Linked DNA regions of Homo sapiens: region 1 is linked to region 2. Evidence: chromatin loops called from intact Hi-C (ENCODE). Cell type or tissue: heart right ventricle. All regions are shown on one strand.

The links. A loop is a pair of places that touch in the nucleus more often than their neighbours do. Peaks named below come from ENCODE experiments on the same cell type or tissue, not always from the same donor. Only the 100,000 strongest peaks of a DNase experiment are listed, where the experiment ranks them.
Region 1: a loop joins it to region 2, with 2.1 times the contacts of the local background. A loop is called at or near these places in 2 of 110 quality-filtered maps.

The regions. Positions count from the first base shown.
Region 1 is chr4:124,070,209-124,078,208 of GRCh38, forward strand. All of the region lies in intron 2 of LOC105377407 (a long non-coding RNA gene), which reads right to left. Among named protein-coding and RNA genes, the nearest start is that of LINC01091, 420 kb to the left of the region's middle. In heart right ventricle, no CTCF peak of the experiment used is centred here; no DNase peak of the experiment used is centred here.
Region 2 is chr4:123,897,825-123,905,824 of GRCh38, forward strand. The region is part of intron 4 of LINC01091 (long intergenic non-protein coding RNA 1091); the gene reads left to right. Among named protein-coding and RNA genes, the nearest start is that of LINC01091, 250 kb to the left of the region's middle. In heart right ventricle, a CTCF peak has its summit at 3,886; no DNase peak of the experiment used is centred here; H3K27ac peaks cover 2,695 bases.

The sequences.
Region 1 (8,000 bases), 170 kb after region 2:
ATCAGATCTCATGAGAACTCTATCCTGAGAACAGGATCAAAGGTGGAAATCCACCCATAATTCAATCACCTCCCACCAGGCCCCACCTCCAACACTGGGGACTACAATTGGACATGAGATTTGGGCAGGAACACAAATCCAAACCATATCTCTAGCCAAGAGACTGGTTTCTATCTCACCTGACTCAGATGCAACCAGTGTCAGAGTATAAAAGCCACTGAAAACAGAAGTAAGTAACATGCTGCAGTTCTGCAGGCAAATGCCAGGGTGAGCAAAAAATCATAAAAAGTTTGAGAGGATTAGAACCTCCAGTTAGCCCAACTGGTGAAAATCTTTCTTTGCACAAGGTCAGTATGCAAAGACTGGGACTGGTGGTCATTTTTCAAATGAGCAAATCCCAGGAAAAAATTACAATACATACAAAGAAAGAAGAAATTTGACCACACAAAGGAACAAAATAAAACCTAAGAAACCAACCCTAAGAAATACAGATCTATGAGCTGCCTCATAAAGAATTTGAAATAGTCATCATAGAGATATTCAAGACATTCAATGAACTTTAAAAAAGAAGATCACAGATAGACAACTAAATGGAAACAGGAAAACTGCATGAACAAAATGAGAATATCAACAAAGAGACAGAAGCTATTACAAAGCTCCAAGCAAATATTCTGGAGCTGAAAAATACAGAAATTGAACTGAAAAATTTATTAGAAAATTTCAGCAGCAGATTTGATAAAGCAGAAGAATCAGTTAACTTGAAAATAGGTCATTTGAAATCATCAAATTAGAGGCACATAAAGAAAAAAGAATGAAGAAAAGAAAAAAGAGCCTTGGGACTTATGAGTTACTATCAACGGGGCCAATATACACATTACGGGAATCCTAGAATTAGAAGAGGGAGTAAAGGGTGAGATACAGTATTTAAAGAAACAATGACTAAAAACTTCCCAAATCTGAGGAAAGAAATGAACTGTCAGTGAAATAAAACAGTCTAAAATCAAAGGCAAAAGAGAGAATCTTGAAAACAGCAAGAGAAAAATGATTTGTCACATACAAGGGAATCTCAATACGACTCTCTGTGGATTTCTCAGCAGAAACTTTGCAGGCTAAAAGACAGTGGGATGATATTTTTAAAGTACTGGGGCAAACAACAATTGTTGACCAAGATTACTGTATCCAGCTAAATAATCCTTCAAAATTGAAAGATAAATCAAGATTTTCTGCAGAGAAACAAAACCTGACAGATATTACCACTAGACATGCTCTGCAAGAAATGGTGAAGCAACTAAATCAAGTTGAAACAAACAAACAAACAAAAAACGGTAGACAATAACACAAAGCTGTAGGAAAATATAAGGTTCTCCCATAAAGATAAAATCATGAACAAATATAGTAACCTGTACTATTGCAATTTTGATACAAATAATTTAAATGACAAAAGCATTTTAAAAACTACAATTGTATGTTAATGGGTACACAGTATATAGAAATGTAATTTGTAAAAATGGTAACATAAATTGGAAGAGCGGAGCTGTAAAGAGATAGAAGTTTTGTATGTAATTAAAGTTAATTTGTTATAAGTTTAAGATGGAATGCTATAATTTAAAGTGTTTTATGTAATTGCAATCATAGCCAAACTTAAATGGAAATGGAAAGGAAATAAAAATCACTATAGAAAAATCAATAAGACACAAAGGAAGGCAGCAATAGAGAAAAGAAGGGACAAAATCCCATGGAATAACAGAAAACAATGAACAAAATGGCAATAATAAGCCTTTTCCTATCAGCAATTACCTTAAGTACAAATGGATTACACTTCCCTATTAAAAGGCATAGATTGGACCAAGCACAGTGGCTTCCACCTATAATCCCCACACTTTGGAAGATCGAGATGCAAGGATCACTTTAGGCCAGGAGATCAAGACCAGCCTGAAACCCAGTCTCTAAAAAATTTTCTCAAACTTAGCTGGCATGATGGCATGCACCTGTAGTCCCAGATATTTGGGTAGCTAAGGCAGGAGAATCACTTGAGCCTAGGAGTTTGAGGCTGTAATGAATTATGTTTGTACCACTGCACTCCAGCCTGGGTGACTCAGCAAGACCCTGACCCTGTCTATTAAAAAAAAAAAAAAAAGATAGATTGGCTGAGTGAATAAAAACAAAAAAAATTCCACTTTTATGCTATCTACAAGGGACTCACTTTAGATCTAAAGACACACAGGATGAAAGTGAAAGGATAATAAAAGATAGTCACATTTGTGACTACACAAATATAAGATAAAATAGACTTCAAGGGGGCAGGGCCAAGATGGCTGACTAAAAACAGTGTGTTTGGAGGATCTATCACAAAAAAACATAATAAGCATGTGAAACCTTCACTGGCAATCAAGGTATTCAGGTTCTCTCATCAGAACTCACTAGGAGGCTGGCATGACTCCATGGAGAAAAGGAAGAACAGTGTGGTGCAGTGTGGTGCAGCTCTCCACCTGAGAGCCACATGAGGCAGGGGACCCCCTCTCCCCAGCCAAGGAAGGCCATGAGTGTGCTACCCAGCCAGGGAAACTGTGCTTTTTACAGCACTGGGACTCACAACTGCCTAACATGCTAAGCTCCCTGGGTGGGGAAAAGGTGTTATCCATCTCTATAGATTCAAGCTATGCATTTCCCCTGCTGTATGCAGGGAGGCTGGACTGCTTGGTCCCAAGACTTGTCCCCCACAGCCCAACATACCAGCTGTGGCAGTCTGCAGCCAGAGTGCCTCTTCAGGCCTGACCCTGACCCATCCTTCCTCATTGGGTGGTTCTTCCCTGCAGGAACTCCAGAAACTCCAGCCAGAGGCTCAGGGACAGAACCCAGATCTCCCTGGGCCTGAGCCCCTATGGGGAAGGGTGGCCTCAGTCTCAGCAGCCTAGCAGACTTAGCCTTTCCTCCTGGTAGTTCTGAGGATTCCAGGTAGCCCAGAGGAGTGGGTTTTCCCCTAGCAAGGCACATTGCCACCACCAAGGGACAATGTGCTTCATTAAATTGGTCCTATTCCCTGTGCCACCCAACTGGGTGAGACCTTCCAACAGGGGTTGTCAGAGACCCTACACAGGCACAATCTTACTGACATCAGGTTGGTAACCCTCAAGGTCAGAAGTCCCAGAAGAAGGAGCAGGCACCCATCTTTGCTGTTCTCCAGCCTCCTTGAGTGATATCTCCACACACGGGAGCGAATCAGATGAATAGGGCCTGAAGTGAACTCCCAGCAAACTGCAGCAGCCCAAAAAAGAGGGACCTGACCATTGAAAGAAAAACAAACAAGTGGAAAACAACAATAGCATCAACAACAACAACAAAGCCCCCACAAAACCTCCATCCAAGGATCAGCAGCCTCGAAGGCCAAAACTGGACAAACTCATGAAGATGAGAAAGAATCAAGGAAAAAATGCTGAAAACCCAAAAGGCCAGGATGCCTCTTCTCCTCCAAATGATTGCAACATCTCTCCATCAAACGCACAGAACAGGATGAAGGATCAGGTGGGTGAATTGACAGAAGTAGGCTTCAGAAGATGGGTAATAAAAAACTATGCTAAGCTAAAGGAGCATGTTCTAACCCAATGCAAAGAAGCTAAGAACCTTGATAAAAGTTAGAAGAATTGCTAACTAGAATAACCAGTTTAGAGAGACACATAAATGACCTGATGGAGCTGAAAAACACAGCATGAGAACTTCGTGAAGCATACACAAGTATCAGTAGCCAAATCGACCAAGCAGAAGAAAGGATATCAGACTTTGAAGACCACCTTGCTAAAATAAGTCATGCAATTCAAGACTAGAGAAAAAATAATGAAAAGGAATGAATAAAGTCTTCAAGAAATATGGGACTTCATAAAAAGACTGAACCTACAATTGATTGGAGTACCAGAAGGAGACAAGGAGAATGGAAACAAGCTGGAAAACACACTTTAGGATATTATCCAGGAGAATTCCCCAACCTAGAAAGACAAGCAAACATGCAAATTCAAGAAATGCAGAGAACACCACTAAGATACTCCACGAGAAAATCAACCCCAAGACACATAATCATCAGATTCTCCAAGGTTGAAATGAAAGAAAAATTGTTAAGGGCAGCCAGAGAGAAAGGCCAGGTCACCTACAGAGGGAAGCCCATCAGACTAACAGTGGACCTCTCAGCAGAAACTCTACAAGCCAGAAGAGATTGGGGGCCAATATTCAACATTCTTAAAGAAAAAAATTTTCAACCTAGAATTTCATATCCAGCCAAACTAAGCTTCATAAGCAAAGGAGAAATAAAATCCTTTTCAGACAAGCAAATGCCAAGGGATTTCATTACCACCAAGCTTGCCCTGCAAGAACTCCTAAATGAAGCACTAAATATGGAAAACAAAAACCTGTACCAGCCACTGAAGAAACACACCAAAATATAAAATATAAAGACCAATGACACTATGAAAAAACTGCATCAACTAGTGTGCAAAATAACCAAATAGCAGCATGATGACAGGATCAAATTCACACATAACAATACTAAACTTAAATGTAAATGGGCTAAATGCCCCAATTAAAAGACACAGACTGGCAAATTAGATAAAGAGTAAAGACCCATTGGTGTGCTGTATTCAGGAGACCTATCTCACCTGCGAAGACACATATAGGCTCAAAATAAAAGGATGGAGGAAATTTTACCAAGCAAACGGAAAGCAAAAAAAAAAGCAGGGGTTGCAATCCTAGCCCTGACAAAACAGACTTTAAACCAACAAAGTTCGAAAATGGCAAACAAGGGCATTACATAATGGTACAGGGAACAATTCAACAAGAAGAGCTAACTATTCTAAATATATATGCACCCAATGCAGGAGCACCCAGATTCATAAAACTAGTTCTTAGAGACCTACAAAGAGACTTAGACTCCCACACACAATAGGAGGAGACTTTAATACTCCACTGTCAGTATTAGACAGATCAATGAGACAGAAAATTGACAAGGATATTCACAACTTGAACTCAGCTCCAGATCAAGTGGACCTGGTAGACATCTACAAAACTCTCTACCCCAAATCAACAGAATATACATTCTTCTCAGTGCCACATGGCACGTATTCTAAAATTGACCACATAATTGGAAGTAAAACACTCCTCAGCAAATGCAAAAGAATGGAAATAATAACAAACAGTCTCTCAGACCACACAGCTCAATCAAATTAGAACTGAAGATTAAGAAACTCACTCAAAACCACACAATTACATGAAAATTAAACAATCTGCTCCTGAATGATTCCTGGGTAAATAAGGAAATTGAGACAGAAATCAAGAAGTTATTTGAAACCAAGGAGAACAAAGACACAACATACCAGAATTTCTGGGACACAGCTAAAGCAGTGTAAGAAAGAAATTTATAGCACTAAATGCCCACATCGGAAAGCTAGAAAGATCTCAAATTGACATTCTAACATCACAATTAAAAGAGCTAGAAAGGCAAGAGAAAATGAATCCAAAAGCCAGCAGAAGACAAGAAATAACTGAGACACTGAGACCAGAGAAGAATTAAAGGAGATAGAGACATGAAAAACCCTTGAAAAAAAATCAATGAATCCAGGAGCTGTTTTTTTTTGAAAAAATTAACAAAATAGACCACTAGCTAGACTAATAAGGAAGAAAAGAGAGAATAACCCATTAGACACAATAAAAAATTATAAAGGGGATATCACAGTGACCCCATAGAAATACAAAATACTGTTAGAGAATACTAAAAACACCTCTTCACAAATACACTAGAAAATACAGAAAAAATAGATAAATTCTTGGACACATACAGGCTCCCAAGACTGAATCAGGAAGAAGTTGAATCCCTGAACAGAACAATAGCAAGTTCTGAAATTGAGGCACTAATTAATAGCCCACCAACCAATAAAAGCCCAGGACCAGATGGATTCACAGCTGAATTCTACCAGAAACACAAAAAGGAGCTGGTACAATTCCTTCTGAAACTATTCAAAACAATAAAAAAGGAAGGACTCCTCCCTAACTCATTTTATGAAGACAACATCATCCTGATACCAAAACCAGGAAGAAACATAATTAAAAAAAGAAAACTTCAGGCCAATATTCCTGATGAACATTGGTGTGAAAATCCTCAATAAAATACTGGCAAACCAAATCCAGCAGCACATCAAAAAATTTATTCAACATGATCAACTTGACTTCATTCCTGGGATGCAAGGCTGGTTCAACAAATGCAAATCGATAAATGTAATCCATCACATAAACAGAACCAAAGACAAAAACTACATGATTATCTCAATAGATGCATAAAAGGCCTTTGACAAAATTCAACATCCCTTCATGTTAAAACTCTCAGTAAACTAGGTATTGATGGAACATATCTCAAATTAATAAGAACTATTAATGATAAACCCACAGCCAATATCATATTGAATGGGCAAAAGCTGGAAGCATTTCCTTTGAAAACTGGTACGAGACTAGGATTCCCTCTCTCACCACTGCTAGTCAACATAGTATTGGAAGTTTTGGCCAGGGCAATCAGGCAAGAGAAAGAAATAAAGGGAATTCAAATAGGAAGAGAGGAAGTCAAATAGTCTCTGTTTGCAGATGACATGATTTTATATTTAGAAAACCTCACCATCTCAGGCCAAAAACTCCTTAAACTGACAAGCTACTTCAGCAAAGTCTCAGGATACAAAATCAACGTGCAAAAATCACAAGCATCCCTTTATGCCAACAATAGACAAGCAGAGAGCCAAATCATGAATGAACTCCCATTCAGTCACCACAAAGAGAATAAAATACCTAGGAATACAGCTAACAAGGGATGTGAAGGACCTCTTCAAAGAGAACTGCAAACTACTGCTCCAGGAAATAAGAGAGGACACAAACAAATGGAAAAATATTCCACACTCATGGATAGGAAGAATCAATATCGTGAAAATGGCCACACTGCCCGAAGTAATTTATACATTAAATGCTATTCCCATCAAACTACCATAGACATTCTTCACAGAATTAGAAAAAAACTATTTTAAATTTCATATGGAATCAAAGAAGACCCCAGATAGCCAAGACAATCCTAAGCAAAAATAGCAAAGCTGGAGGCATCAGGCTACCTGATTTCAAACTATATTATAAGGGTACTGTAACCAAAACAGCCTGGTACTGGTACAAAACAGATATATAGACCAATAGAGCAGAACAGAGACCTCAGAAATAACACCACATATCTACAACCATCTGATCTTAGACAAACCTGACAAAAACAAGAAATGGGGAAAGGATCTCCTCTTCAGTAAATGGTGCTGGGAAAACTGGCTAGCCACATGCAGAGAACTGAAACTGGGCCGCTTCCTTACACCTTATACAAAAATTAACTCAAGATGGATTAAAGACTTAAGTGTAAAACCCAAAACCATAAAAACTCTAGAAGAAAACCTAGGCAAGGCAATACCACTCAGGACATAGGCATGGGCAAAGACTTCATGACAAAAATGCCAAAAGCAATTGCAACAAAAGCCAAAATAGACAAATGTTAGCTAATTAAACTAAAGAGCTTCTGCACAGCAAATAAAACTATCATCAGAGTGAAAAGGCAACCTACAGAATGGGAGAAAATTTTTGCAATCTACCCATCTGACAAAGGTCTAATATCCAGAATTTACAAGGAACTTAAACAAATTTACGAGAATAAAAACAAACAACCCCATCAAAAAGTTGGCAAAGGATATGAACAGACACTTCTCAAAAGAAGACATTTATGTGGCCAACAAATATATGATAAAAAGCTCAACATCACTGATCATCAGAGAAATGCAAATCAAAACCACAATGAGATACCATCTTGTGACAGTCAGAATGGAGATTATTTAAAAAGTCAGGAAACCATAGATGCTGGTGAGGCTATAGAGAAATAGGAATGTGTTTACACTGTTGGTGGGAATGTAAATTAGTTCAGTTATTGTGGAAGACAGTATGCCAATTCCTCA
Region 2 (8,000 bases):
ATTGATACAACTTTAAAAGCAATTAATGAAAAGAATAAAAAGATAAAAAGGTCATGTTAAACAAGGACTGATACATTTCTGGTGGATTTCTTGATGAAGTCATTATCGACACTCTTACACAAGAGTGATTTGAGTGAGTTGAAATGGTCAAATAAAGAGCAGAGATGCTGTATTACAGATAGTGGCTGAGCTAGAAGATATTACATCAACGAATATATAAAGACTGTAAAAAGAATTGAGCTCCTTAAGGTCCTTTATTTGTCTATTTTATTTAATATTTTGCCTTTTCTCCTTTTGAAAAAAATTACACCAAACAGATTTTAATACCATACTACATATTAAGATAGGAATATTTGAATCAAATACCCACAGTATATTTCTTTTATGGATATGTTTTAAAAATCTCTTTTCACTGATTCTGGGGAACCAAGTAAAATTTGCCACTGTCTCAGTCATAATAGAGTCAATGTGGCCAACCTTGTTCACTGCCTATGGGAGGATGTATGAAGACCATTATTATTTCCAATCTTGCCCCATGGTTTGCCTGAGCAGCCATCACACCTAAAAGGTTTCCAAGATTTGCTACATATTTATATATGTAGTTTTCCATATTTGCTACATATTTATATACCTTTCTTGAATATAAAATCCATAACATAAAGTGTGTTATTGAACTGAAAGTTCCCAACTGTCTTGTGGAAAGGTATAGGTAAAATTTAAAGAAGAAAAAAAAAAAGACACTATCTAAAAAGTTTAAAATACCAGTCTAATAGATTGATGCAACTTTAAAAGCAATTAATGAAAAGAATAAAAAGATTAAGTGAGAAATATCTATTCTGTATTTATCCAATTATTAGGAAGTGCCTATTAATGGCTTAATAATGGTAATAGAAATTTCTGAAAATTAATTGTTTTTGGAGAAAATGGATTTTTTTTCAAATTACTAAGTAATGCTCAATTTAATGCTCAATTTTTTATTTTGGGCTTTGTCAGTTGGAAAAGAAAAAAGTTAAATTTCCTGGAAATTATGTTTGATAACACAGTAATTTAATTATCTTATCATTGTGCAGACTGATATTCAAGAAAATGATTTGCCATGGTAGATGTTTTGCTGACTTACTCTACAACTCAATTACAGCAGTATTTAAGGGCAAAGAGAAAATGGCTAGAAGTTACATTAATTTCATTGCAACTTTGACTTGTAGTTATTTTCAGTCTGATTTGGTAGGAGTTGGCTGGAGCTGTTTCATGGAAATGATCCTTATTTTTCTTTTGTAACCCTATGACCTCTTCCTTGAAAATAAATCTCTTCATTGACAGGCTCATTCAGAGTTGGTCTCAAATATTTTCCCCATCTCTCAGGTCTTCAGTTGGAAACCTGCCTGCATGGCCCTAGGGAATAACAAGCTTCTAACTGCATTATATGATCACTTCTTTGGAAATATATTTTGGTATCCATAGTTTTGATTTTCTATTAAGCAGTTGATTTTGCCATTAAGTTACGTGTCTATTATGAGTAGATGCTATTTCACTTGGTAGAAAATCCCCAAAGCAGGGCTTCAACAGGATAGGCATTCATTTCTCTGTTATGGAAATGAAATCTGAGGGTACTTATTTCAGGTGCGGATGCCACTGCATGGTGTCAGAGACTAAGGCTCCTTTGGTCTGGCTGCTCCACCACCCTCAGCACATAATTTCTATCCCAAATTTCAAGAAAACTCTTCTTGCTGTTGCCCCTTTGTCAGCATTCCAGCCAGCAAGGGGCAGGAAGGGTAGAGAAAAGGCAGGCCACTCTCACTAAGGACATTTCTAGAAAATGGCACACAATGTTTTCATTTACATTCTATCAGCTAAAACTTAAGCACAGGCCCATACCTGGAAGAAATGGAGTCCGGGAAGTGTAGTCTTGACTCCAGGTGGCCACATACCCAGCTAAGCCTGAGAGTTTTATAACAAAGGGAAGAGGGGAGACTGGATCCTGGAGAAAAAACAGTTATCTCTGCCACAGTTTTCTTCTCCCTGCTCAGCCTGTCACATCATCCCTGCCATTAAATCTCAGTTTCTGGTCTTCCTACTCAACTAAAGCTTTTTTGGATATTAGCCACTCTTTTTCTTCGGCTTTTGGAAAAATGATTTATCTGCTCTTGTCTTTATATACTATATTTGTATTTGTGTTCATCATGTTTTTCTCATCTATTAAATAGTATTCCTTAAGGAAAAAAGTCTTATGTATTCCAAGCCTAGTTGCGGATATGCACCCGAAGGAAATTCAGTAATACCATGACTAAAAGTCACAGGTACATAAATTAGACATACAAATAAATATTAGTACTCTTCTTGCCAGAACAAGGTTTCTTTAGAAATATCATAAAATTGGTCCGGGTGTGGTGGCTCACGCCTGTAATCCCAGCACTTTGGGAGGCCGAGGCAGGTGGATCACCTGAGGTCAGGAGTTCAAGACCAGCTTGACCAATATGGTGAAGCCCTGTCTCTACTAAAAATACAAAAAATTAGCCAGGCATAATGGTGGGCACCTGTAATCCCAGCTACTTGGGAGGCTGAGGCAGGAGGATTGCTTTAACCCGGGAGGTGGAGATTGCAGTGAGCCGAGATCATGCCACTGCTCTCCAGCCTGTGTGACAGAGTGAGACTACATCTAAAAAAAAAAAAAAAAAGGAAAAGAAATATCATAAAATCTATTATGTGTTCCTAGCAGGCTGCTCTGCTCTATTTTAAGTTTTTTTGTCTGATGGACTTCTGAGCTCTGCTGTCTGTCAATGGCACTATGGTTTTCCATTCATGAGTGACGTCTGAACAGTTGTGTCCTGTAGCCTGGAAGGTGAGATCCAAGAGACAAGGTCCTCAGATATAAACCGGAAGAATCCCTGAAAATATCCATTTTCCACAGCAACAATGAAACCAACACTCTGTGACTGAATAGTTCTTTATTCTCTCAGAGTACTAGGAAGAGATGTGAGAATGAGAATAAATATAAATGAATTGGTGCATACTTATTGATTGAGGTTTCCTAAATCAAGCTATGACTGTTTTATGGACAGGTTAAAAGCCAGTGTGTGGTAAACCAGCTTGATAATAATAATAAACAAGCCACTAGATATTCAAGATAAAATACAGGACAGCCAGTTAAATTTGGAGTTAGATAAAGAGTGAATTTTTAAAAATTATATATATGCCCTATGCAATATTTGGGATATATTTACACTCAAAAAGTTTCTATTTTTCTAAAATTCAGATGTAACCATGTTTCCTGTATTTTTATTTGCTAAATGTGATTTATGTTTTACTCTATCCATGGCACTTTGTAAGGCTCTTCTCTCAAAAGGTAGAGAGTATTTCTCTACTCTGCTGAATAGGGGCTGGCCTTAGACTTTCTTTGGCCAATAATATGTGGCCCAAGAAACACTGCAAATTGGGGTACCCAGGGTTAGGTTGCACTAGTAGACCCCCCAAATGAATGAAGTTTCTCAGGTGAGCCTGGATGAGCCTGCAGATGGGCCACTCAGCCAAACCACAGAATCCTGTGAAAGAGTGCATAGCTTTAGTTTTAACCCACTGTATTTTGGTGTAGCTTGCTAGGCAGCAATAGATATCTGATATAATTCTGATTAGAATGAGTATTTTTGAGCTCCTTTGAAATGATGAAGTTATTATAATGTTTATTATAATACTTAGGACGGTGACCTACTGTTTCTGGCGTGATGGCTGGATACTGAATGACTCTTCCAATGCATAATGTATAAATAAGCCTAGATAAAATATTTTAAAATACCATTTTATAAAAGAAACATGTCTGTATTGGCACAAAAAGAAAAATATCAAGAAAGCAAGAATAAAGTGAAAAAACAAAAAACAACCAGGAGGCAGTAGAGCACTGAGGCTAGAACAGATGAGATGAGAGCAAGGGCTGAAAATAGCCAAGATACTGATAAAAAAGAACACATTTTATTTTTTTCTTCTCATGCCTGCTCTCACCATTTATGAAGTACAAGTGAAAACTCACTTACCATGTATCTAAATACTTAAAAATAATACCTGAAACAAGCCCACAGCCTGGTCATGAATCCCACCAAGGATCCCACAGCCCATTCTCCAGGGATGGCCTTAGAAACTCAGAGGCTAAAGGACCGAATCCTTGCCCAAGCCAACCCTTCAATCTGATCTATCAGGTTGATCTTCTGGGGTCAGGCAGGGCAGAAGCTGAGACCAGTCCAGGAATCCTGGCAGTGAATGGACCAGGTCAAAACCAGGCTGGAAACTGAGTAGGACAAGCTCCCAGCTTCATCCTCCCCAGGCTGTTATATAAATGCCCCATGAATCCAAACATCATCCTGAGGATGAGGAGGGAGGGACAGGCAATCTTAGCAGCAATGGATTTGAGTATGGATCATTGAACTGACCGAATATAAATCCTAAATTAACTGAGCACAGACTCAACATATATCTGTTGTCAAACTGGAAGTGACTGAGTTGCTTTGAGGGGACAAGAGTAATTATTTTCTGCTTTATGGTGTTAATAAAACAAGTTAAGGCCGGGCACGGTGGCTCACACCTGTAATCCCAGCACTTTGGAGGCTGAGGTGGGCAGATCACGAGGTCAACAGATTGAGACCATCCTGGCCAACATGGTGAAACCCTGTCTCTACTAAAAAATACAAAAATTAGCTAGGTATGGTGGCACGCGCCTGTAGTCCCAGCTCCTCGGGAGGCTGAGGCAGGAGAATCGCTTAAACCTGGGACACGAAGATTGCAGTGAGCTGAGATCATGCCACTGCACTCCAGCCTGGTGACAGAGCGAGGGTGACAGAGCGAGATTCCGTCTCAAAAAAAAAAAAAAAGTTAAATCAGCTAATATAGTGAGCTAAATGAATCAATGCAAGGAATTACCATAGTGCCTTATCTGTACTAAATACTCAGAGATATTACTATTGCCATTGGTGCAAATCTGGACTCTAAAAAAAACTGAGTTCAATTTATGAAATGAAAGATTGCCATTTAGGTCTATTTCAGTCATATTGTATAAAGTAAACTCACTACAGTTGTGAAAAAGATATATAACAATAATGACTCAGAAATGATACCTTATGCTCGAAATCAAAATAACCAATATTTCTACTATTAAATCCAACATTGATGGTTTAATTTCAAGATAACATCATCCATCACATGTAATTCATTCTATTAGTTTCAATTGTATTATTTTTGCAATTTTTGAATTTAATTCATATGTATGCTATGATTATATAGTTTTACAAGCTGTATTCTCTGATTTAGTTTTTTTCTATATTTAAGTATTACCATTAAATAGTTAACACTAGTGGTCCTTAAAACATGTTCTCCTATAAGGAGGGTTCCTTGCAATTCAAGCATTCAACAAATATATAGTTTATTAAGCAGTATATTATGTAGTGAATACACAGAGGTGAATTAAATAGATGTAGTCCTTTCTCTTATGAGGCAGAGAATTTATGAACAAGATGACAATAGATAAAAATGTAGAACCTAGAAAGAAGTAAGAGGAAAGTAATAAAATCAACAGGGTAGTGCAGTATACTTTTATGAGAGGTTTTTAAGTTCCAAAAATAAATCAATGAATGATAAGAAAAAGAGAATTTTTCTTTCACATTTGTCTTTAGCTCACCTGAATTTTTACTTTTTATGATGCAAAGAAGAGATGCAGTATCATTTTCTTTCCTCCTGTGGGAATAGACTATTATCCCAGGACAATTTTTAGTGAGTTCTCTGTCAAATATAAAGTTTTATAAATATCTGGATCTGGGTTGTGGGTTTAGTTCCATCATTTCAGCAATACCATATTGACTTAAATGCTGTTTATCATAAGGTTTATAATAAGACTCAATTTCTGGTAAGGCCAGTAGCTCACTGGGTTCTGGACAAGAGGAGTCCTTACTTTAGTCTGTGCTTTAGCTGACCCACAGAAGTATTTTGTTTGGATTTGTTCGCATCTTGGTGTTCATAATTTTTTTTTTTTAGCAATCAGTTGAGCAAAAGAGAATTATGAGAGGGATTCATGACAGCTAAAGCCCCTAAGGCTAGAGGATAAAGGGGCTGAAAGCCACATACGTACATGAGGAAAGGAGAAAAATCAGTTTTGTCCTTGATATAGTTTGGATTTGTGTCCCTGCCAAAATCTCATGTTGATTTGGAGGAGGGCCTTGGTGGGAGGTGATTGGATTGTGGGAGTGGACTTCTCCATTGTGGTTCTCATGATAGTGAGTGAGTTCTTATGAGATCTAGTTGTTTGAAAGTGTGTGACACTTCCCTCTTTGTTCTCTCTCTTTCCTGCTCTGCCATGGTAAGACATGCTTGCTTCCCCTTCACCTTCCATCATGATTGTAAGTTTCCTGAGGCCTCTCAGTCATGCATCCTGTTAAAACTATGGAACTGTGAGTCAACTAAATCTCTTTTCTTCATAAATTACCCAGTCTTAGTTCTTTATAGCAGTGTGAGAAAAGACTAATACTGAAAATTGGTACTGGAAGTGGGGCACTGCTATAAAGATACCTGAAAATGTGGAAGTGATTTTGAAACTGGGTAACGGGTAGAGGTTGGAACAGTTTGGAGAACTCAGAAGAAGAGAGGAAGATGTGGGAAAGTTTGGAACTTCCTAGAGACTTGTTGAATGGTTTTGACCAAAATGCTGATAGTGATAAGGACAATGAAGTCCCAGCTGAGGTGGTCTCAGATGGAGATGAGGAAGTTATTGGGAACTGGAGTAAAGGTCACTCTTGCTATGCTTTAGCAAAGAGAGTGGTGGCATTTTGCCCCTGCCATAGACTTCTGTGAAACTTTGAACTTGAAAGAGATGACCTAGGGTATCTGGCAGAAGAAATTTCTAAGCCCCAAAGCATGCAAGATGTGACCTAGCTGTTTTTAAAAGTGTATGCTTGTATGTGTAAGCAAAGAAATGGTCTAAAATTGGAATTTATATTTAAAAGAAAAGCACAGTATAAAAGTTTGGAAAATTTGTTGCCTGGCTATGTGGTAGAAAAGAAGAACCCATTTTCTGGTGAGAAATTCAAGTTGGCTGCAGAAATTTGCATAAGTAAAAAAGAGCTGAATGTTAATAGCCAAGGCAATGGGGAAAATGTCTCCCGGGCATTTCAGAGACCTTCATGGAAGCCCCTCCCATCACAGGCCTGGATGCCCAGGAAGAAACAATGGTTTCCTGGACCAGGCCCAGGGCCCAGCTGCTCTGTTAGCCTTGGAACATGATGCTATGCATTCCAGCTGCTCCAGCTCCAGCCATAGCTAAAAGGGGCCAAGGTACAGCTCTGGCCATGGCTTCAGAGTGTGGAAGTCCCAAGCATTGGTGGCTTTCATTTGGTGTTGGGGTTGTAGATATGCAGAAGGCAAGAGTTGAGATTTGGGAACCTCCATCTAGATTCCAGAGGATCTATGGAAATGCCTGGATGTTCAGGCAGATGTCTGCTGCAGGGGTGCAGACCTCACGGAGAACTTCTGCTAGGGCAGTGCAGAGTGGAAATGTGGGGTTGGAGTCCCCACACAGAGTCCCCACTGGGGCACTGCCTAGTGGAGCTATAAGAAGAAGGCCACCATCCTCCAGACCCCAGAATGGTAGATCCACCGACAGCTTGCACTGTGTGCCTGGAAAAGCTGCAGACACTAAATGCCAACCTGTGAAAGCAGCTGGGGGGGGGCTCTACCATACACAGCCAAAGGGGTGGAGCTGCCCAAGGCCTTGGGAGCTCTCTGCTTGCATCAGCATGCCCTGGATGTGAGACATGAAGTCAAAGGAGATTATTTTGGAGCTTTAAGATTTAATGACTGTACTGCTGGATTTCAGACTTGCATGGGGCCTTTGGCCCTTTATTTTGGCCAATTTCTCCCTTTTGGAATGACAGTATTTTCCCAATGCCTGTACCCCCATTGTATGTTGGAAGTAACTAACTTGTTTTTGATTTTATAGGCTCATAAGCAGAAGGGACTTACTTTGTCTT